Regions from separate parts of the Homo sapiens genome. Here region 2 is linked to region 1. A link is a loop called in an ENCODE intact Hi-C map of the cell type or tissue named here. Cell type or tissue: gastrocnemius medialis. All regions are shown on one strand. Links, peaks and the distances in the headings refer to the core of each region. The heading gives the core; the rest is flanking DNA.

Evidence for each region. Peaks named below come from ENCODE experiments on the same cell type or tissue, not always from the same donor. Only the 100,000 strongest peaks of a DNase experiment are listed, where the experiment ranks them.
Region 2: a loop joins it to region 1, with 3 times the contacts of the local background. A loop is called at or near these places in 3 of 110 quality-filtered maps.

The regions. Positions count from the first base shown.
Region 1 is chr4:15,650,166-15,660,957 of GRCh38, reverse strand. It overlaps FBXL5 (F-box and leucine rich repeat protein 5), which reads left to right and starts at 5,601. Exons shown (of 11, transcript NM_012161.4): 1 at 5,601-5,754. The coding sequence starts at 5,671. It also overlaps a transcript of FAM200B not described here. RefSeq lists an enhancer at 5,077-5,196 and silencers at 5,497-5,606, 5,531-5,708, 5,847-5,916, 5,947-6,166. In gastrocnemius medialis, for the core only: no CTCF peak of the experiment used is centred there; DNase peaks (open chromatin) are centred at 4,767, 5,547 and 6,217; H3K4me3 peaks cover 2,351 bases; H3K27ac peaks cover 2,323 bases.
Region 2 is chr4:15,801,233-15,812,024 of GRCh38, reverse strand. The region is part of intron 1 of CD38 (CD38 molecule); the gene reads right to left. Among named protein-coding and RNA genes, the nearest start is that of CD38, 28 kb to the right of the region's middle. In gastrocnemius medialis, for the core only: a CTCF peak has its summit at 6,241 (motif pointing left); no DNase peak of the experiment used is centred there; H3K4me3 peaks cover 461 bases; H3K27ac peaks cover 1,966 bases.

The DNA.
Region 1 (10,792 bases), core at 4,185-6,684:
CTACAGGCGTGTGCCACCATGCCCGGCTAATTTTTGTATTTTTAGTAGAGATGGAGTTTCGCCATGTTGCCCAGGTTGGTTTCAAACTCCTGACCTGAAGTGATCCGCCCACCTCGGCCTCCCAGTGTTGGGATTACAGGCGTGAGCCACCGTGCTGGGCCACCTAACTCTAGACTGACTTATCTGGATGACTGGTGACAGATTTCCCTTAACAAGTCAGCCTGGGAGAGTCCTTTTTACACATGTTGTAGATTAATTAATATGTATTAATAATCTAGCACCTTTTATCACTCAAAAGTGTCCCAGACCAAGTCTTTACAGTCGAGGAAATGAAGGCTCCAGAATGGCCAAGTGATTTGCCCTAGATCTTGTGGGTAGGTAGGTAGTGAGAAGTGGGATTAGAATTCAAATCAATGTTTCGTGTATTAGCCAGGCTATTGGTCAGTGAACACAAATAAGATGTATACATGACATCTCTATTTCTAGGTAGCTCTCAGCATTTAAATTTTTTAGGAGGTGTCTTGTGTAATTGGGGATTTTTTGGTACTCTGTTTTGAGTTTTTAAAACAATGTCGGGGCTGGGTGCGGCGGCTCATGCCTGTAATCCCAGTGCTTTGGGAGGCCATGTGGGAGGATTGCTTGAAGCTAGGAGTTCAAGATCAGCCTAGGCAACATCATGAGACTGCACCTCTACAAAAAATAAAAATAAAAAATTAGCCTGGTGTGGTGGCACGGGCCTGTAGTCTTAGCTATTCTGCAGCTGAGAAAGGAGGATCATTTGAGCCTAGGAGTTTGAGGCTGCAGTAAGCTATGTTTGTGCCACTGCACTCCAGCCTGGGTGACAGAGTGAAACCCTCTTTAAAAAAAAAAAAAAATGTCAGGGGTAGGGAGGAAGGAAACAGAACTGATACTTTCCTAATACTTTTTTTTCCCCTCTCTGTAGGCAGGGATTAAGCAACTGCCTGCCAGATTTCATCACTACAATGAATGTAACTCTGACACTTTACAGGAACTTATCATTTCTTTCCATTCCAGAAACTTGTGATACTTTCTCACTACATGGTGCAAACAGCTGAGTCAAGTTGTCCCTGAGAGTAGCCACCTTTCCCTCAGGCCATACACATGGAACCATTCTTTCTCCCTACAAGTCAGCCCATAATAGAGCCTCTGGTTGAAAATCAAGATTTTGGTGTTCACTTGGCAATATTTACTAAGAGGTAAATGACGCAAGGTAGGTGACATAAAGGTATATTTGGGAAATGGAAGGCTCTTCTCTGTCTGAAAATTTTGCAAGGAAACTTTATGGACCACTATACACATTATATCTCCAGATTTAAAATGAAAGAGACTATGATTTTAGTATTATCTAAACTTCTCTTCAAAAGGAGATCTAAGGAATGGGACTACTCTATATTTGGACAGTTAACGTAGTTTGCGGTGCAGCTCACATTCTCCTGGTAGAAGGAATTAGAAATCTGAGTAAAGAGATTCCCAGAACTGAATCTTACCCAGTACCCAGTTTAGGAATCAATTTTTGCTTATGAGGTCAAAATGAGAACCCTTTAAAGGAGGGTAACAATTGTTGAAATTAGGACTTTAAATATAGCTTGTTTGGATTAGTTTTTCTTAAAAACCATATATGTATATTACTGAATAACAGGAGTATTTTGGTTTGTAAAAACTTTTCAAATTCTCATTCATGCAGCAAGAAATATTTTATGCCTACTATGTATGCCTACTACTTGTTCAGGGAATGTAGATAAACATTATTACATAATGTCAGGTACTTAAAACTGCTAAGAAATTAATTATTTTACTGGGTACCCTTCCATTTATGACATTCTTCTGATTTTTTGTCATTAAATATATTATTTAGTTAAAGCACAGGAGGGACTGAAATTAATGAGGAAGAAACATTGATCACTGCAGCTGATTAAGGATGGGGTGGATAGTATGAAACTGAGTTTAAAAGCTGGGAAATTCCAAGAACAGTAATCAGGATTTATTCAACTTTATATCTCAAGCTCCTGCTGCATATTGGGTGTCCAGTTTAACGCTGAATATGAAAAAATTAAGTCTCTGGAGTCCCAGATGGATAATTTTTCTTAATATTTAATGCTGAACTTAAGGGCCACTTCTACCAGAAAGCCCTCTGTGGCTATCGAGAAAGTAGATTAAGACATCATCCTGTATGTGCCTGTCTTAGTCTGTTTTCTATTGCTTATAACAGAATACCTGAAACTGGGTAATTTATAAAGAAAAAGAATTTATTTCTTACAGTGTGGGGCTGAGAAGTCTATGGTCAAGGGGCTGCATCTGATGAGGGCCTTTTTTCTGGTGGCGACTCTGCAGAGTCCCAAGGCAGTGCAGGACATCACATGGCGAGGGACTCAGCATGCTGGCACAGGTCTTTCTTCCTCTTGTAAAGCCACCAGTCCCACTCCTATGATAACCCATGAATCCTTTAATCCATGAATGAATTAAGCCATTCATGAGGGCAGAACTTTCATGACCCAATCACCTCTTAAAGGCCCCACTTCTTAATACTGCCTTATTGGGGATTAAGTTTCAGCATGAGTTTTAGAAAGGACAAACATTCAAACCACAGCAATTCCTAAATCAGCCTGCTGCAGCAGTTGTTGATTGACTATTTTGATGGACAGTAAGGATCAACTCTGGTACTGAGTGAGGACTATGATTCCAACTGGGTCAAAACGTAAACATTCTTTCATTGCTTGTTTTCACAACTAATCCCCTATTAGGGAAAGTGCTGTGTCACATACTCAAACGGAGTGAAATGCCTTAGAATTGACCCTCCCTGGCCAATAACCCTTTCCAGGGTTCTCAAAATTAGGCTTGGAAACTACTATAGAAGAGGCCTATTGATAACAGAATAAGTTATATTTTTAGGTTGCCAGAGAGAGAATGAGAGTAGGTAAGAGAAACGACCAATTCTACCAGTTATTCTACAATGTGGGTTTTCACTGCTCTGTTCACATGCCTTATTCAGACTTCTTGTGGTGGTCAATTGCTAGATGGTCTGTTGGAATTATCTGCTGTCATACATCCAAAAAGGTCTCACAGAGAGGTAAAGTGACAACCTTGGTCTTAATAACCCTCCCAAATCTGCTGTAGTTGCAGTAACCTATGGTAATGATACTACACTGATCAATGACCTCTTTAGAGCTAAAGTTCAGTAAAGTCAGTCATTTATTTTGGATATATCAGGTGATTAATTGCTACATAATTCAGCATATGGAGCTAATGTTAATAGCTTTCCATGGGAAAAATTACTCACAGGGATTATTTTTAAAATCACTTTCTTTCATTTTGTCATCTAAAACAAATTCCTTGAAATGGCCAGTGTCCAAAGTGGCTGTTACTACTTTTCAGCTGATTATAGAGCTTCAAATCTGGGTTACAGTGAAACTGTGTGGATGGACTTTTTTTGTTGTTGTTGCCAAATACCTTTTTAATGTGTCTGGTTCTACAGATGGATACACTAGTGAACAGCACAGACACAAACAGTTGATTGGACAAGACAACATAGCATATTAAACATTAGTAAAAATGAGGAAATTACACAGTGCTATGAACTACCCTCATTCTTTTTTCCAACATATTTACTGAATACTCACTTTATGACAGACATCATTCTAAGTGCTGAGGATAAAACAAAGTGCATGTTCTCATGGAGCTCATTTCTCTATATAACTGGTTCACCTGAGGTCTGATTCTGCATTCCAAGATAGCTGGAGTGAAAGATTAGTATGAGGTAAAGAAATAGAGGGTAAATAAGAAAATGCTCTCTGGAGGTTATTAAAAAATATAGAGGCAAAGTCCTGGCAAAAGAACGAGAAACGGGGTGAAAGGGAGAAGGAGGAAGAGAGAAATTAATCTTTATCAAATATTTTATTATTATTCTATTTCTTAAGCCTTATTCCTGCTTCTTAAGACAGACTGTGAATAAGCCATCTCTGTATCCCAACTAATGCAATGACTCTGGGGGTACTGTCAGATCCAGATTTATATGACAGATTTTTGACTTACTAATTTGTGGGACCCTAGGCAACTACTAGAATGTCTTGAAGACTTAATTTCCTGCAGCACTACCTCATAGAGTTGCTTTAAAAAAGTATTACTAGCTTACAGACGGTACTGTTATAAGTGCTTCAAATATATAAATCCTCATAAAGATTCTGAGGTAGGTATTATTAGCTTCATTTCATGTCAGAGCAAACTGAGGCATAAAGAAGTCATATAGCTTGTTAACGGTTGTATAGCTAGTGTCTGGCAAAACCAGGAATCTTAACTTCCAGAGTCTGTGGTTTAACCACTGTTCACACTGTCTATAATAGCATATAGTAATATAAGATTAGAACTAAATAGGGTGCATTCCACTGCAAAGTTCTTTCTCACCTTCTTCTACTCCATTATTTGTTGACTATTTACTGATCCCCATGTTGTCTTGCAACTGTGATAGATAATAGAGAACAAGGGTGAACACAGCATATCTGGTTCTTGCCCTCCTGGAGGTTCTGGCCATTAAGCAAATAACAATTCCTCCCAAGGTTCTCAGGCTTCCCTGTTTTCTCCTATTTCTCTATCTGTCCAGCAGTACTCCAGCCAACCAATCTAAGACTGACCGGCGTGAGCAGAGAACAGAGTCTCCAGGAGGTCTGTGGCCAGGGCCAGGCGATTTATGGGAAAGAGGCAGACATTTTCCTGGGTTAGTGACCTTGTTTTCTCTCCGAACCTCCGCTTAAAATGGCGGGATTTGTACCAAGGTTCTTTCCCGCACCAACCTTCCATTATTCACCCTTCTCCCCACCCCCAAGGCCCGTCGGGCCTATCCCTGACCCGCGTTCCTGCACTTGAGGTGCATTTCCGCACCTGGATCCCCAGATACTGTTTTTCCCCCACGTTGAGTCTCCCGAATTTCACGAGAACTCTCTCTCGCGGTCTCTGCCCCGCCCCTCGCACCCAGGCCCCGCGCCCGCTGTGGGCTGCCGCCCGGGACCGAAGCTCTCAGAGCCCGCAGCTCTGGTTCACCAACCGCTGGGTGGGAGCCAGGCCCGGCCTTTGAGTGGCGGCCGGGGTGGTCTGCGCTCGGCCCCAGGAAAAATCTGGCACGGGCCAATCGCAGGGAGGCGAAGGGCAGCTCCGGAGGTCCTGGCCAGAAGCATTGGTCACCCAGGCCAAGCAGGCGTCGGGGCGTGGGCACAAGCAGAGCTCGCGGCCCTGACCGCGGCCATTGTGCTTGGCTGCCTCTCCTCAAGGCCGTGGTGGGCAGGGCAGCAACGGGAGAAGCGCCGAGAGCGCCACTGCAACGACTTTCCCCTACCCTCAGCTACTGTGCTTTCATGTAGTGAAAGAAACAGGGAAAAGGTTTGGGTTCCTTCTGCGGCTTATGAAGACGACAAAAAACGAAAAGAGTGGGGGCGGGAGGCAGAAGCCGCGAGCCTCTGCGCGCGCCCGGTCACGTGGGCCGCAGGGATCGCATGGCGGCGGCCTGCGCGCCCCCGCGTCCCCGCCGGCCAAGCCGACCGGGCGCGCGCGCCGACGGGGCGGGCGCATGCGCAAGGGGGCGCGCCGCCTCTGCCCCGCGGCGAGGGTGTCTATGGAGAGGCGGCGGCCGCGGCTGCTGAGGCGGAGGCTGAGGCAGTGGCGATGGCGCCCTTTCCTGAAGAAGTGGACGTCTTCACCGCCCCACACTGGCGGATGAAGCAGCTGGTGGGGCTCTACTGCGACAAGGTAACGGAGCGCTGAGCCTCCCGCTGTGGGCGGTGCGGGCGGCGATGGGGAGCGGGCTGGGTTCTTGGGGCGGCCTGGCCTGCGCCGCGCCCGCAGCCCCGTGCCGTCGCCGCGCGAGTAGCCGCCTGCGCAGCTGTCAGCGCCGCCCGCTCCCGCAGCCTGCCCGCCCGCTGCGAGGCCTTCGCAGAGCCGGCCTGGCCGCCGCCTCGGACGTGCTCTCGGGGCGGGCGGCGTCCCCTGCCGAGGGCCTGGCGGCTGAGGAGGGGCGCTACCGGCGTCACTGGCCGCCCTCGGGCCGGCCCCACCGCCGCGCTGGGACTCCCGCTGCTGCCTCTAAGGAGAGCGGCCCTACCTCCTCGAAGCCCTGGGTGCCCCGGCCGGCCACCTGCGGTGGACTCCCATCTGCACCGAGTAGTTGTTCCCGTCCCCCGTCACTCCCCCGGGCCTGTTCGGGGCTCTCCGTGCAGACACCCACCCATCCTCTGCACCTCTCGCTGGCTTCCTGGCTGGAACTGCAGCGTCTCCCAGCTACCCGGTTCCTTTTACCCCCGGCTTTCTTCACTGGTTTGATTTGGGAGAAAAGCCAAGTTTAGAACTGAAGAACCTTCACTCTTCATGTGTCGTTATCGTTTTCCTTGCAACTTTTATTGCCCTGAACACTTACTGGATGTAGATTTTGTTATAAGACAGCAATTCTCTCTTGGATTTCTTTATATGAGCTCGAATAAAGGGGGCCTCAGGAAAAGTTGGTTTAACTGTGAGAACCATTTTGGGCCCATAATTGGTGCAGCATAAGCTGAAGAGGCACTTTTGTGGAGATGGTTCAGGGCCCTTTGCTAGTGATTTTAAAACAATATTAACATTCCACGTATTTGTCAGTTTATGTTGGGGAAAGTCATGGATATCTGCAAACCTCAGGCAGTCCCGTTTCTTGTGGAAATGATCCAACTAAATAAAGCATTCAAATGACTACTGTTTAAGCATAGAAATCAACTTTTAGGAATTCTCAGAAATTGCATAGCATTATGCAGAACCATTGTCTACAGAAAAGAGGGGTGTTTCATAGCTCAGCCAGGCGATTGGAGGATGCCCAGGGTATTCACTGTTAGGCCACACTCAAGACCAGCAATTTAAAGCAGTGACGTTGAATTTCAAATCTTAGCACTCCATCTTCTCCCTCCCTCCATTCTGAAAATTTAGAAACACCCAGTTCACATGAGTTGGAAACACCAGGACTGTCTAGGACAATGGTTTGCAACCTTGGTTGCTTATTAGCCTTAAACTAAAAACTATTAGAAGTCCTGATGTCTAGGTCACTAAAATTAGGATTTCACCCAGACATCAGGTATAAATGATTAAAGCTCTCCATTTGAGTGCAGTATGCAGCTGAGGGTGAGAACCACTCATCTAGGAGAAGCATGAGGAATGGTTAAGCCATTAAGCAAGAGGGTATATCCCTGAATTTTTTACTTAGCAGTATTATAGTGTTTTTATCCTCTCTGGCTTTTGAATATCGTTCATTCAGACACCATTCTTTAATAGCAGGAAAGAAAAAAAAAATGGTCTCAAAAATCGAAAGTGGAAGTGAAGACTAACAGAATCCAAGGTTTTCTCTCCACTTTAGACTGTGGAGAGGTAGCCTAGGATCACCTGAAATTATATGGAAAATTTTGTGCGTGTGTCCATTTTCCTAGGGTGTTTGTAGCTTTCATCGATTTCCAGATGATTGTGACCTCCCAAAATAAAGAATCACAATTTAATTTACTTGCAGACTAAGGCTAAGCAGCCTTATTTTAAAATTTTCAAGAAGTTAGTCGCTCTTTTTCTGTCTCTTCCTGGTGGTTGAGAGTATTTGAACAAATTTTGAAAATGCAGTTGCTTTTTTACAAGATATCTGAGCCAAGAGTCTTTTCAGTAATGTTCCCACTTGCATAACTAGTTTAATAAAGCATTTTCAATTTGACATGGTGTAAGTCAAAATTATTACTAATTCTGAATTAATTAGATATAGTTAATGAGATTGTTGTATACGTTTATCACGAAGATTAAAAGTCCAATTTTCTGAACTGAAACTGAGGCGATTTAGGGAAAAAAAAATGCATAGGAATTTTACATCTGGATTTCTTCTTGATACTGATAGCCAATGGAAATCTCTCTTAGGATGTCCTTTGGGAGCTAGAGTGGAAAATAAGTATTTTGTAATGGTTCAGTAATCTTAAAGGAATTAAAGGAAGAGTACCTTGTTTGTTTTTATCCATTTATCATCTCACGTTTTGCCATCCTTTGGTTGTATAGACCAAGGATATCCAACCAAACAGTTTACAATAAAACTATATAAAATGAGAACTAGTTTTTATGCTCAGACTAAAAAGGTACAAAATAGTTATTTCACTGTACAAATTTGGGCTCTGAATGCCCAGTTATTATCAAGAAGTCAGTTACTATTTTCAATATTGAACTTCTCAAGTAGAATGTATTTTAGAAGCATCCATTTATTTACTAGCATCAAGTAAACCACTTATATGCTTAAGCCAGTTAGTATAATGTATTCCAAAGTTATGTTAGTCTACTTATTTTTTAGGTATAAAGGTGAATAGGATGAGAAAATAAATTTTCAAAAGCTGACAGATGTATGTCTTAGACCATTTTAAATATTGCTGTACAATACCCGATTTAATACTTTGCCCATGGATTTCTTTTTACATCTGTAAAAAGTTTTATGGAAAGGTTTTTCACCTTTGTTATCCAGACAACAGTGCTTTGAGTTATGTAAAGACAAGGTATTTCTGTTTTATAGCTGGGGACTTAGAGGCCTAGATTAGCTAGGCCAAGGTTACATAAGCAGCTAGTGGTAGATTCAGATGGAAACCCAAGTCATTGTTAGGATTCCTAGTTTAATTTTCTTTATATTAAATCATAGTAGTTTCTTACTTTTTTGGGAACAATCTGCTAAGAAATCTCCTGCTAATTCACTGACCTTTCAGACTGGGATGATGTTAGTAAATATTTATATTGAATGACATCCTTTTTCCATTTTACTTCAATTTCTCAGTCTTTTCTCCAGTTCTCCAAGGTTAACTCCATTAATTCTGTCAGTGAGCATTGGAGTTTCTACCGTCTACTCTGTAGTAGCTTGTACTACAGAAAGACGTTGGCAATGTGACATGTGGTCTCTAGTCTCAAAAAGTTTACAGTCCAGTATGTAATAACATCTATGCTAGGATGGAAATCCAAATAGGGTATAGTGGGAGCAAAGGGAGTTACACGGTCAGCTCCACATTAAAGTGTCAGGAGTGGTCTCTTTGAATTGATTTCTGAGAGAAGAGTAGGCTGTGGTTGTCAGGATGTGGTTAGTTCAGAGATTCCCAGGCTTATATATAAACCAGTTATTAAAAACTCAAGTGGTGGAGGCCTTAAGGTGTGCCCAAATTTTTCAGGTAAGGGTATTAAAAGTGCTGTTTACTTTTATGAAAGAATTTATTTATACATTTATTTATACAGATAGGACATTTTATGACCCAAAACTCTTAAGTGGGAAGAAGCTTAGAGTAATTTGAATATATCCTTTTTTAAAAAATGAGTGAGTATAGCTTTATTGTCAGTTTTCCTTCCCCCCTCCGCCATTTTTCTGCATACCTGTAACAATTTATTGACTGGCATTTGAGAAGATTGGCTTAGTGGAGAAAATATTGAATTGAGACCTGTGGAAGAAGGAAAAGGGAATTTAATGAGTTCTTACTACATGTCTACATTGTTTCTTTTAATCTTCACGAACTACTTAAGCCAAATATTATCCTTCATTTAAAGTTGAGGAAACAGTCTTAGTGGTTAAGTAACTTACCCAACTCATTCAATTAGTAATTAGTAGAGCCTGAATTTTAATCTTAGGATTTTTTTTCCCCTTCGGAAGCCCATGGGTTTTGCATTACCTTACTAGTTCTGCTACTTATTGGTAGCTCTATGATTTTATGCAAAACAGTTTACCTGTGGGTCATCATTTTTTCCATCTGTAAATTTGATCAGCTACTTACTAAGGTTTCTTCACTGAGTATAAGTCTCCCTTGATTAAATTAAAGCATTGTCTGAGTGAGTAGACAAAGTAAAAATGTATTTGGGGGAATAATATATGTGTTTTTGTTATGCCGTTTTCTTATCTATTTTTGAATGTACTGTATCGTCTTTAAGTGACATACCACTTTTGAGAATCAGTTTGAAACCAGGCTGTAATACTTGATTTATCACTGTAGAATGTCTGAGACAGAAAGTCAGTTATAGGTTGGGTGCAGTGGCTCATGCCTGTATCCCAGCACTTTGGGAGGCCGAGGCAGGTGGATCATGAGGTCAGGAGTTCAAGACCAGCCTGGCCAAGATGGTGAAACCTCATCTCTACTAAAAATACAAAAATTAGCTGGGCATGGTGGCGGGGTCCTGTAATCCCAGCTACTCAGGAGGCTAAGGCAGAATTGCTGGAATTGGCGATTGCACTCCAGCCTGGGCGACAGAGTGAGACTCTGTCTCAAAAAAAAAAAAAAAAAAAAAAAAGAAAGTCAGTTATAAATCCTTTTAAAATGTGGAAGATATCATGTTACTATTTGTTAATTATGTGCGTCCTTTTATATATATAAGTTCTTTGTTGAATTTGTGAGGCATCAGAGTATATAACTTTATAGGTCACTAGGAACCTTTATATTTTACTGTAGAAGAGTGCTCTTCAAAATGTGTCCTGTGACCTATTAGTAGTAGGTCATAAATCTCTTTTGTGGGTCCGAAACAGCATTAAAAATTTAAACCGAAAAGTAAATACTAGAGTACATCACAGATAAGAGAGGGAAATACTGTTCCCTGAAATTTGTTTGAAGTGTTTGTGATGCGTGTGAATCTGGATTGCACTATATTTCATACTGAAGGTCATGGTTAACAGTATTTGAAAAACAGTTTTCTAGAGCAACATTTCTTAACCAAAGCATTATTGACATTTTGAGGCAGATGATTTCTTTTTTATGGGGGCTGTCCTGTGCGTTGTAGGATGTTTAGCCAC
Region 2 (10,792 bases), core at 5,116-7,615, 150 kb before region 1:
CACCCAGAAGAAAAATTCCTCTCCTGCCCCACCACAGAAGAAAATGGTCAAGACATGACTGGAACCTGAGGGCCCAAACATTTTTAAAAGCAAGAAACCTGAGCCCAGGCATGTCCAGTGTTAAGACCCTTACCATACCTTACCATAAATGGTCTTGTTTAAAGTACTTCCAGTTGAAACCTGCCCTACCAGTGCTTCTGCATACCAGCTTGCCCTCCCTAACCCATAAAACTTGTCCCAGATCCCAGAAGGGGAGACAGATTTGAGCTTTGCATCCTGTTTCCTTGCAAGTCAACCTCACGATAAAGCTTTTGCTTTTCTCAAAAACCAGTTCCATAATATTGGCTTCCCTATCTGTCAGGCAGCAAGCACATTGCTCAGTAACAATGATAGAAATATAGATCAATGGAATAAAGAGTCCAGAAATAAAGTCTTACAGTTACCATCAATTAATTTTAGACAAGAGTGCCAAGGCCATTCAATGGGAAAAAAAAAACAACACTTTTCAACAAATGGTGCAGGGACAACAAGATATCCACATGCAAAAGAATAAATTAGGACCCATACTTTACACCATATACAAAAATTGACTCAAAATGAATGAAAGACCTAAATATAAAAGGTAAAATTAGAAAATTCTTAGAGGCAAACATAGAATAAAAAATTGTCATAACCTTGGATTAGGCAATTATTTCTTAAATATGATACCAAAAGCACAGCAACAAAAGAAAAAATACATAAATTACACTTTATCAAAATTAAAATCCTACGTTCTTCAAAGGACGCCATCAAGAAAGTGAAAATAAAATTCACAGAATGGATTAAAATATTTGTAAATATTATTTCTGTTTCAGGACTTGCATCCAGAGTAGTAAAGAGCTCTTATAATTCAATAATAAATGGATAACCCAATTAACAAATGGGCCAATAATTTTATACACATTTTTTCATAAGAGATATAAAAATGGCTAATAAACACACATAAAAATGCTCAACATCATTAGTCACTAGGGAAGTAGAAATCAAAACGAAGAGATACCACTCACCACTCACTAGGATTGGGCTAGGGGTTGAATTATGTCCCATTTGAAACTCACATAATGAAGTCCTCAGCCCAGTACCTTAAAATGTGACCATTTAAAAATAGAACAGTTGCAGGTGTAATTAATTAATGCAAGGGTGGCATCCAACAATCATGTTTTAATAAGCCCTCCAGGCAATTCTGATGCAAGTTTAGGTTTGAGAATCATTGGGTTATACATGAAAATGTGAAGAGTTCAACAGCGGTTTCTTTCCAATATCTGTGCACCATATTTCCACTTCATCCACACTTGCCTTTGAAAGCTATGCCAGGAAACCATTATCAACCTGGTTTTCTCCGTACATTATATATTTAAGGAAAAAAAAGCTTATTACATTATGTACTTCAATGTCAATGAAAATTTATGGGGCACCATTTTGGATAGTTTAGAGAAAAGAGATTTGGCAGCGATTTTCCTTTAGGGGATCTTGTTTCAATTCTATTAATGCAGTGGCCTTCTTGGGAACTTCCTGTTCCCATACTCCAACTCCCTTGTAAAACTCTTCTACATCTTTCCTTAGCAGCATCTTTGCAGACAAAGATGGAAGAATAAGATAATTTTCCACTACAAAAGATCTGGCAGGAAAGAGAAATTCATGTGCACTGAGCACCTACATGTACCAGATGCTTTCATAAGTGTGTTTATATATAATCACCAAAACTTTTATTGAGTCCCACAGAGAATTAAGACACCTCCAGAATTATTTTTATTCTTCTTGGGTATATATATCCTACTTCAAGAAACATTACCTCAGTATTCAAGAAAGTCCAGGTTACAAATTTAACAGAATTCCTTGTTTAGACGGAGCAGAGCTATAGAACGTTAGAGTTGAAACAGACCTAGGAAGAGTTTGTAACTTAACTCTCTGCCCTTTCTACATCTTATGAATCCGAGCTTTCAGTGTGCCCTACAAATTAGAGAAAATGAGTAGAGGCAATGAGAAATCTGGGGGCAGGTTTTATGAAACTATTTATTTTATCCTTAAAGCCAAACACCTCACCTTGGTTGTGCGAGTCAATTTTTTTGTTGGTTTGGATATATATGTTGAAATAAAAAGGGATTGGGACTGCAGTAGACAGGGATGGGGGCAGATCTTTCCAACTAAAGAAGGAGCAGAGAAGGAATGAATCATTTCTGGAAGTTCAATAATATTTTTTTCAAAGATTCTTCTGTTCCAAAATTGGAAGTCTTCATCAGGAGACGTCTAGGGGTGCCTGCAGTTGGGACAGGGAGACAGTGTCACGGCAATTACTAGCTCAGCAGCCGTTCCTGAGAGCTCATTCTGTGCCGGTGATTTGCTCCTTCCTAAACCAGAAGTGCTGTTGGAAGTCAGAGGTTCTCAGCCCTGGCCACACTTCAAGGTCACCTGAAGAGCTTTGGAAAAGCTGCAGTGCCTGCTTTCAGACCCACCAAGTGAGAATGGGGAAAATGGAAGACCCCAGAACCAAGAATTTCTAAAAAGGTCTCCCAAACGATTCTAATGGTCAACCAGGGGTGATGAGAAGTAACCTAACGAAACCCCTTCATTTCGCAAATGAGAAAAAGGAAGTTTATAAAGGAAATGTGACTAGCCCGAGGTCACACAGCTGTTAAATGTTAGACCAGCAGTTATTCAACTAGTTTTCCCCAGCACTTAAACTCAGGCAGAACCAGAACCTCCAAGTGTCTCCTGATTCCCTCCACCACCTCCCTCAGCTGCTACTGCCTTACTTTACTTTCATTTCTTACCGCCAGTTAGCCAACAATCAGCAATGACTAATCATTGTACTAATTATAACAACCACAACAATTAGCATTTACCAAGTGCTTTCTTCACGCAGCCATCTGGCTAAGTGTTTTACAGGCATCTCATTGGATCCTCATTCACACATACCTATTATCTCCAGTTTACCTATAAACTCAGAAGACCAAGTAACTTGCCCAACACTCCACAACTAGAATATCCCAGCCAGAATTTGCATCTTGTCCTGTCCAAGTCCAGACCACATACCCCTAGACACTTCACCAGACAGCCTCCCAAGAGGCCATCCCAAACGTTGCTTCCAAGAACAGAGGGCGAGCCCCCTACAATATTTTTAGAGAAAGAAAAGCTTTTCTTGAATAGCTCTTTTTCCAGAGCCACCTACTCAGCCACCATGATGGAACCAAATAGTTACCGTAGGGCCAGGCAAGGCTAATGCAATCAAGCAAACAAATCTGAAAGTAATTCATAACATCATTTTGAACTGTTCAACTATAATTCCTTCATCCTAAGACCTTAAAACCAGGGCATCTTCAATGCTTCTCTGTCCAAAAAACACTAGGAGAAATCACCCCACACTGATCAATCCATGTTGTAAGAATAGCTATCCCTGGACTAGTATAGAGTGGTTTTGTGACCTTCTATTCTCCTTCTTATAGTCTCAATTTTTCTGCGATAAGCATAAATTACAATGGGGGTCATAACAAAAATTTGATTTTCTTGTTAAATTGCCTGGGCAACTATACCAAATGTTGGAGAATCTTGGAGGGTCTTAGGAAATGGAAACATCTCAGGTCCAAGCACCCTTGGTGGTCACCTGTTATTTTTGTGCCTCTCCCAGGTCTCTTGGTCACAATGTATCCTTTCGCATCCCTCATCCAGATAAAGACCACACTGTGTAACAGGTAAGACAGTGTTGGTGCCCCAGACCCATGTGCTGAGGTCTAATGATGTGAAATGTGGGGTGGGGAGGGAGGCTAGGACTACAGACCTCTTCCAATAGAGCTTTCTCCCCAAACACTTCCTTGCATCCTTAAGCAAAATTGGATACCTAGTCACAAGAATCACAGAACACACCCAGAATCACACTACAAATAATGTCAGGGAGACAGGTAATAAAGAGTCTCAAGCAAAGCAAGGAGAGAATGGCACAACCTGCAAAGCCCCACTGGTCCTGCCTTCCTTCCTGCATGAGACATATGCTTTCAGGCCCAGAAGAATGAATAAAGTCACTAAGTGAGGTTTCGTGGGGTTCCTCACACAGTCAAAGGGATCTAAGGGATGAAGTCTCCAATTTATTCCATAGAGAATTGTACAGCTTACATGATCTTCCAGGGAATCATGCCTCACGGATTCTGGATTTAGTTTTCAGAAATAATCCTTTAATCAAGGACATCCTGCTAAGGGTATTCTAGAGATGGAGCTCTTTGTTTTAGCAAATATTTTCAGTCTATCTGCATAGAGCTCCAATAGAAAAGGAGATCAGACCAGCTCATCTGCCTTCCTCTGGTTCCCTCAAGAGCACTCCTCTCCTCAAATTGAGTAAAGTGATCCCAGTCTAGCTGCTTTAGCTCCTTCCTTCTGGGACCTCACATGCACAGGCTGTATTGTATGTGGAGATGTTGATAATGACAAAGCAGTGCAGCCCCCCCTGACACTCAGGAGCTGGCCTGGCCCCCACAGTTGGGCCTTAGTGTCCTTCAGCTGAGCATAATCAACTCCATGGGACACCAGCATCAGACAAGGCCACTGTGTACGTGGCCTATCACCATGATAGACCATGATGTGAACACAAGCAAAAATAGCATCCAAACCATAAAGTAATAGCCAAACATCCTTTTATCATAGCTGATAGGAGTGACTGCCACTTCTTTACTTATTACAGCTTCAGCCTTCTCATTCTTCCAGCCCAGTAGAGGAAATTTATTTAAACATCCTACCACAGACTTACTACCATCCCACTACTTCCTGGCAGCATCCAGGAAAAGCCAGTCTCCTTGAACCTTTCCCCCAAATCTCCTAAAACAAGCCCAAATCCTCAGTAAGTCCTTTCTAACGTCATCGGATAAAACCTGCCCCACCCTCATGAGTCTCTACGCTGAGTGTCCTCCCTTCTTGCAGAGAGCAACAAACCCACCTTTTTCAATTACAGTGTGTTCCTGGTGGTCTTAGGTTGTGGGGGCATTGACAATAACAAACAATCTTGAAGGTGATATTAAAGAATCAAAGGGATTATGACAATTGGACTGCCATAATCAGTGTTTATGCTTGGCCAAAGCTCCGTGATCAGCTTCTGAACAAGACAACTAACCCACTGATGAAAGTTTACCTAGAAGGCTGGAGAAGCCTCGATCTGTTAGCAGTTTTCTGCTCACCTCCGCAAACGGTGACCTGAGGCTCAACACAGCATAGGATGGGCACAAATGTCAAGATTCAAGGTCAATGGCATGTTTTCCCTTTCCTACCATTCTGCTCCTGCCAATAGATCCCAGACCTCTCACTCACCCTATCGCCCTGTACATCATTCCGTCGAGTTCACCTCCCACCACTTTCTTCTGCCTTCTCTGACCTACCCAAGGTGGATTGACTCCAGGTGCTCAGAGGGAGGAGGCAGCACTACCAGGAGAAAGGGATAGTCATGATCACCAAAGAGCATTCACCACCTGCCACTGTGCCAAGTACCTGCCATTTAAATCTCATACTAGTCCATGGGCGGGGTATTAGCATCTTCCCTGTTTTAGAAATAAAGAGACTAAAGCGTTATCACCTTGTCCAAGTGGCAGAGCTGCCTCACATGCCAAACTGTGTTCTTTTTGCAAAGCAATGCTGCCTCCCACAGGAAATTTACAACCATGGCCCTACCCACAGAATAGGATTGGTTCTAACAGAAATGAGGATCTGAGACCCCAAGAGGAGTTCTCATTTCCCTAGATGGTACAAAAGGGTCAGGACCAGAATAGGGCACAGTTATTCCCCAGTGCTGGGGTAAAGTGAGTCAGATAAGAGGGCACGGGGCAGGAAGACATGAAAACACAGATATATTTGGTGGTTAAATCCAATTTGTCTGCGGTCAGCCTACTTCAGGTGTCACAGCTCTGTGCTAGCACCTCTCTCTAAACCTATACCATTCTCACAAAGAGCAACTATGTTTCAAAGTCCCCATCAATTAAGCAATATCACCTTCATAATGTGTCCCTCTCCAGGAAAACTCTCACCCCCTAAATCCTCTTGCCTAAAAGCACTCAGATCTTGCAGGGTAATTACACTCGTCCTTTAAATTTTACAGCTGTCAGTTCCCATAGGGCAGGCTGTCTGGGCTCAAAGAAAACAAGCAGGTTAACTCAGCTATTAATTCTCAAATTTGAGGCTACCAGAACCTGTGTTGAAGGTAAAGACTGCCACCTTGTGGGAGAAGTGAGTGACTGGTGAGAGTCACTGAGACAATTAGGATTATCTAAGTAGAATCTTACAATCAGAAAACTCTTCAGGCTGAAGGAAAGCTTAGAAATCATTAATTCATCAACCTAGCAAATATTTATTGAGCAAATACTAGGTGCTAGAAACACTTGTGAGCACTTAGGGTACATCAGTGAACAAAACACAGGTCTCTGTTCTTCTAGGAGTTTACATTTTACTGGAACAAAGACGGACAATAAACAATAAACATAATGAATATGTAAGTTATAAAGCATGCTAGAAATTTATGAGTTCTATGAGAAAAAAATGTAAAATAGACTAGAATGAATGTCAAGAGTGAGGGGGGAGGAGGTGTTAGTGATATTAAATAGGGTGGCATTAAATACGGTGGACAGTTGACATTAAATAGGGTGGACATATTTGAGTAAAGAATTGAAGGAAGCGAGGACTTAGCTCCACAAACATCCCAGGAACATTCTAGGCAGAAGGAATAAGCGTCACAAGCCATATTAGAAAAAAGTTAACAAACTGGACCTTAACTAGATTTTTTTAAAACTTTGTTTTTTAAAAGTTTTTAAAAGTTTCCATTAAAGAAAATGGAAAGGTAAGTCATAAAATGAAAGAAAATATTTTTAGTACACATCTGAAAATGGACTTCTTTTCAGAATATATAAGCTTCCTACGAGTCAATAATAAGATCAAAAAAACTAATTTTTCTTATCACTTTTAAATGACATGTAATTGCACATATTTATGGGGTGAAGTGACATTTCAATACGTGCATACAATGCATAATGATCGAATCTGTGTAATTGGCATATCCATTATCTCAAAGGTTTATCATTTCTTTGTGCTGGTAATGTACAAAATTTTCTCCTCTCAGTACTTGAAAATATACAATAAGTTATTGTTCACTATAGTCACCCTACAATGCTATAGAACACTAAAACTAAAACTTATTTCCTCTATCCATATATATAATTTTGTATTCATTGATCAATCTCTGTCTCCCTACCCTTCTCAGCTTCTAGTAACCACTATTCTACTCTCTACTTCTCTGAGATCAACTTTTTTAGCTCCCACATGTAAGTGAGAATATATGAAACTTGTCTTTCTGTGCCTGGCTTATATCACTTAACATAATGTCCTCCAGGCTCATCCATGTTGCCACCAATGATAGGATTTCATTCTCTTTTATGGCTGCATTCCATTGTCTATATATCCCACATTTTCTTTATCTCTTCATCTGTTGATAGACACTTCGGTGGATTCCATATCTTCATTATTATAAATGAAACTACAGTAAAGATGGGAGTGCAGGTATCTCTTCGACATATGATTTTATTTTCTTTGGATATAGGTCCAGTAGCGAGATTACTGGATCATATGGTAGTTCTATTTTTAGCCTGTTAAGGAACTTCCACACTGCTTTCCATAATAGCTGTACTAATTTACATTCCTACCAACAATGTGTGAGAATTTTCTTTGTCGCTTATACACTGTTGGTGGGAATGTAAATTAGTTCAACCGCTGTGAATATCACTTTGGAGATTTCTTAAAGAACTATTAATAAAAACTGAATTACCATTCAACCCAGAAATCCCACTACTGGGTATATGGCCCACAGGAAAATAAATTGTTCTACCAAAAAAAAGACATGCACTTATATGTTCATTACAGCACTATTCACAGTAGCAAAGACATGGAATCAACCTAGATGCCCAATAATGGCAGATTGGATAAAGAAAATGTGGTGGTATGTATACACCATGGAATACCATGCAGCCACAAAAAGAAGAATGAAATCATGTATTTTGCAGCAACATGAATGCAGCTGGAGGCCATTATCCTAAACAAGTTAACGCAGAAACAGAAAACCAAATACTACATTTCTCACTTATAAGTGGGAGCTAAACATTGGGTACGCATGGACATAAAAATAGGAATGCTAGGCACTGGGGAGTATAAGAGGAGGGAGGGAAGGAGGAAGGAAGGGTTGCAAAACCACATATTGGGTACTATGCTCACCACCTGGGAGATGGGTTCAATCATATTCTGAAACCTCAACATCATGCAATACACCTGCACATGTAACCCCTGAATCTAAAGTAAAAGCTGAAATGTTTTAAGTTTCCTTTTATCTGCATTCTTGCTAGCTTTGTTATTTTTTCTTCTTTTTGATGATAGCCATTCTAGCTGGCGTGAGATAATATCTCACTGTGATTTTGATTTGCATTTCCCTAATCATTAGTCACATAGAGCACTGTTTCAAATACTTAGTGGCCATTTTATGTCTTCTTTTGAGAAACGTCTGTTCAGATCAATTGCCGATTTTAAAAATCAGATTATTTGGCTTTTTGCTGTTAAGTTCCTTGTATATTCTAGATATTAATTCCTTGTCAGAGAAACCGTTTGCAAATATTTTATCCCATTCTGTAGTTTGTCACATGACTCTGTTGATTGTTTACTTTGCTGCACAGAAATGTTTAGTTTGATGTAATCCCATTAGTCTATTTTTGCCTTTGTTGACTGTGTTTTGGAGGTCTTATCCATAAAATCTTTGCTCAGAACATTTTCCTTATGTTTTCTCTTAGTAGTTTCATAATTTGGGGTCTTACACTTAAGTCTTTGATTCGTTTTGAGTTACTTTTTTATATTATGATAGATGGGGCTCTAGTTTCATTCTTCTGCATATGAATATCCAGTTTCCCCAGCAATATTTATTGAAAAAGGTGTCCTTTCTTCAGTTTATGTTCTTAGTGCTGTTGCAGAAAATCAATAGGCCATAAATATGTGAATTTATTTCTGGGTTCTCTATTCTGTTCCATTGATTTATGTGTTGCTTTAATGCCAATACAATGCTGTTTTACTATAGTATTATATTTTAAAGTAAAGTAGTGTGATCCCTCCAGTTCTTTTTGCTCAGAATTGCTTTGGCTTGGCTAGGAGCAGAGGCTCATGCCTGTAATACCAGCACTTTGGGAGGCTGAGGCAGGTGGATCACTTGAGGTCAGGAGTTTGAGACCAGCCTGGCCAACATGGTGAAACCCTATCTCTACTAAAAATAGGGCATGGTAGTGCATGTCTGTAATTCTAGCTACTGAGGTGGCTGAAGCAGGAGAATTGCTTGAACCCAGGAGGGAGAGATTGCAGTGAGCTGAGATCATGCAACTGCACTCCAACCTGTGTGACAGAGGGAGACTGTCTCAAAAATAAAATGAAATGAAGTGAAATAAAATAAAATAAAATAAAATAAAATAAAATAAAATAAAATAAAATAAAATAAAATAAAACAAACAATTGCTTTGGCTATTTGGGGTCTTTTATGGTTCCTAACAAATTTAAGAATCTTTTTTTCCATTTCTGTGAAAAATGCCATTGAAAATTCGATAGAGATTGCACTGAATCTGTAGATTCCTTTGGGTAGTATGGAATCTTAACAATATTAATTTTTCCAATCCATGAACATGGGATATCTATCCAATTTTTTATGTCCTCTTCAATTTCTTTTATTAGTGTTCTGTAGTCTTTATTCTAGAGATCTTTCACCTCTTTGGTTAAATTTACTCCTAGGTGGAGGTTTTTTTTGGGGGGTAGCTATTGTAAGTGGGGTTCCTTTTACAGATAGTTTATTATTGGTGTATAGAAATGCTACTGATTTTTGTATGTTGATTTTGTATCTCACAACTTTACTGAATTTGTATATCAATTCTAAGAGTTTTTTGGTGGAGTCTTTAGATTTTTCTGTAGGTAAGAGGATGTCATCTGCAAACATGGTCAATTTGACTTATTCCTTCCAAATTTGGATGTCTTTTATTTCTTTCTGTTGCCTAATTGCTCTGGCTAGAACTTCCAGTACTATGTGGAATCAGAGTAGTGAGGGTAAGCATCCTTATCTTGTTCCAGTTTTTAGAGAAAAAACTTCCAACATTTCCCTGTTTGGTACAATATTAGCTGTGGATTTGTCATATATGGCCTTTATTAAGATGAAGTGTGTTCCTTCTTCTAAACCTAATTGTTTGAGAGTTTTTATCATGGAGGGATGTTGAATTTTATCAACTGTTTTTCTGCATCTATTGTGGTGATCATATGATTTTTGTCCTTCATTCCGTTGATGGGATGTATTATGTTTGTTGATTTGCATATGTTGAACCACTCTTGCATCCCTGGAATGAATCCCACCTGGTTTTAGTAAATAAACTTATTAATGTGCTGTTGGATTCAGTTTGCTAGTATTTTGTTGAGGAACTTTCCATTTATGTTCATCAGGGATACTGGCCTGCAAAATTCTTTTTTTGTTGTTGTATCCTTGTCTGGTTTTGTATCAGGTTAATTCTGGCCTTATAGAATGAGTTTGGAAGAATTCTCTTCCCTTCAATTTTTTGGAATAGTTTGAGAAGAATTGGTAGTTATTTTTCAAAGTTTGGTAGAATCCAGCAGTAAAGCCATCCAGTCCTGAGCTTTTTTTTTTAATTGGGAAACTTTTTATTGTTGTTTAATAAAAATTATTATTGAGGTTCCTCAATAATTGTTATTGGTCTATTCGGATTTT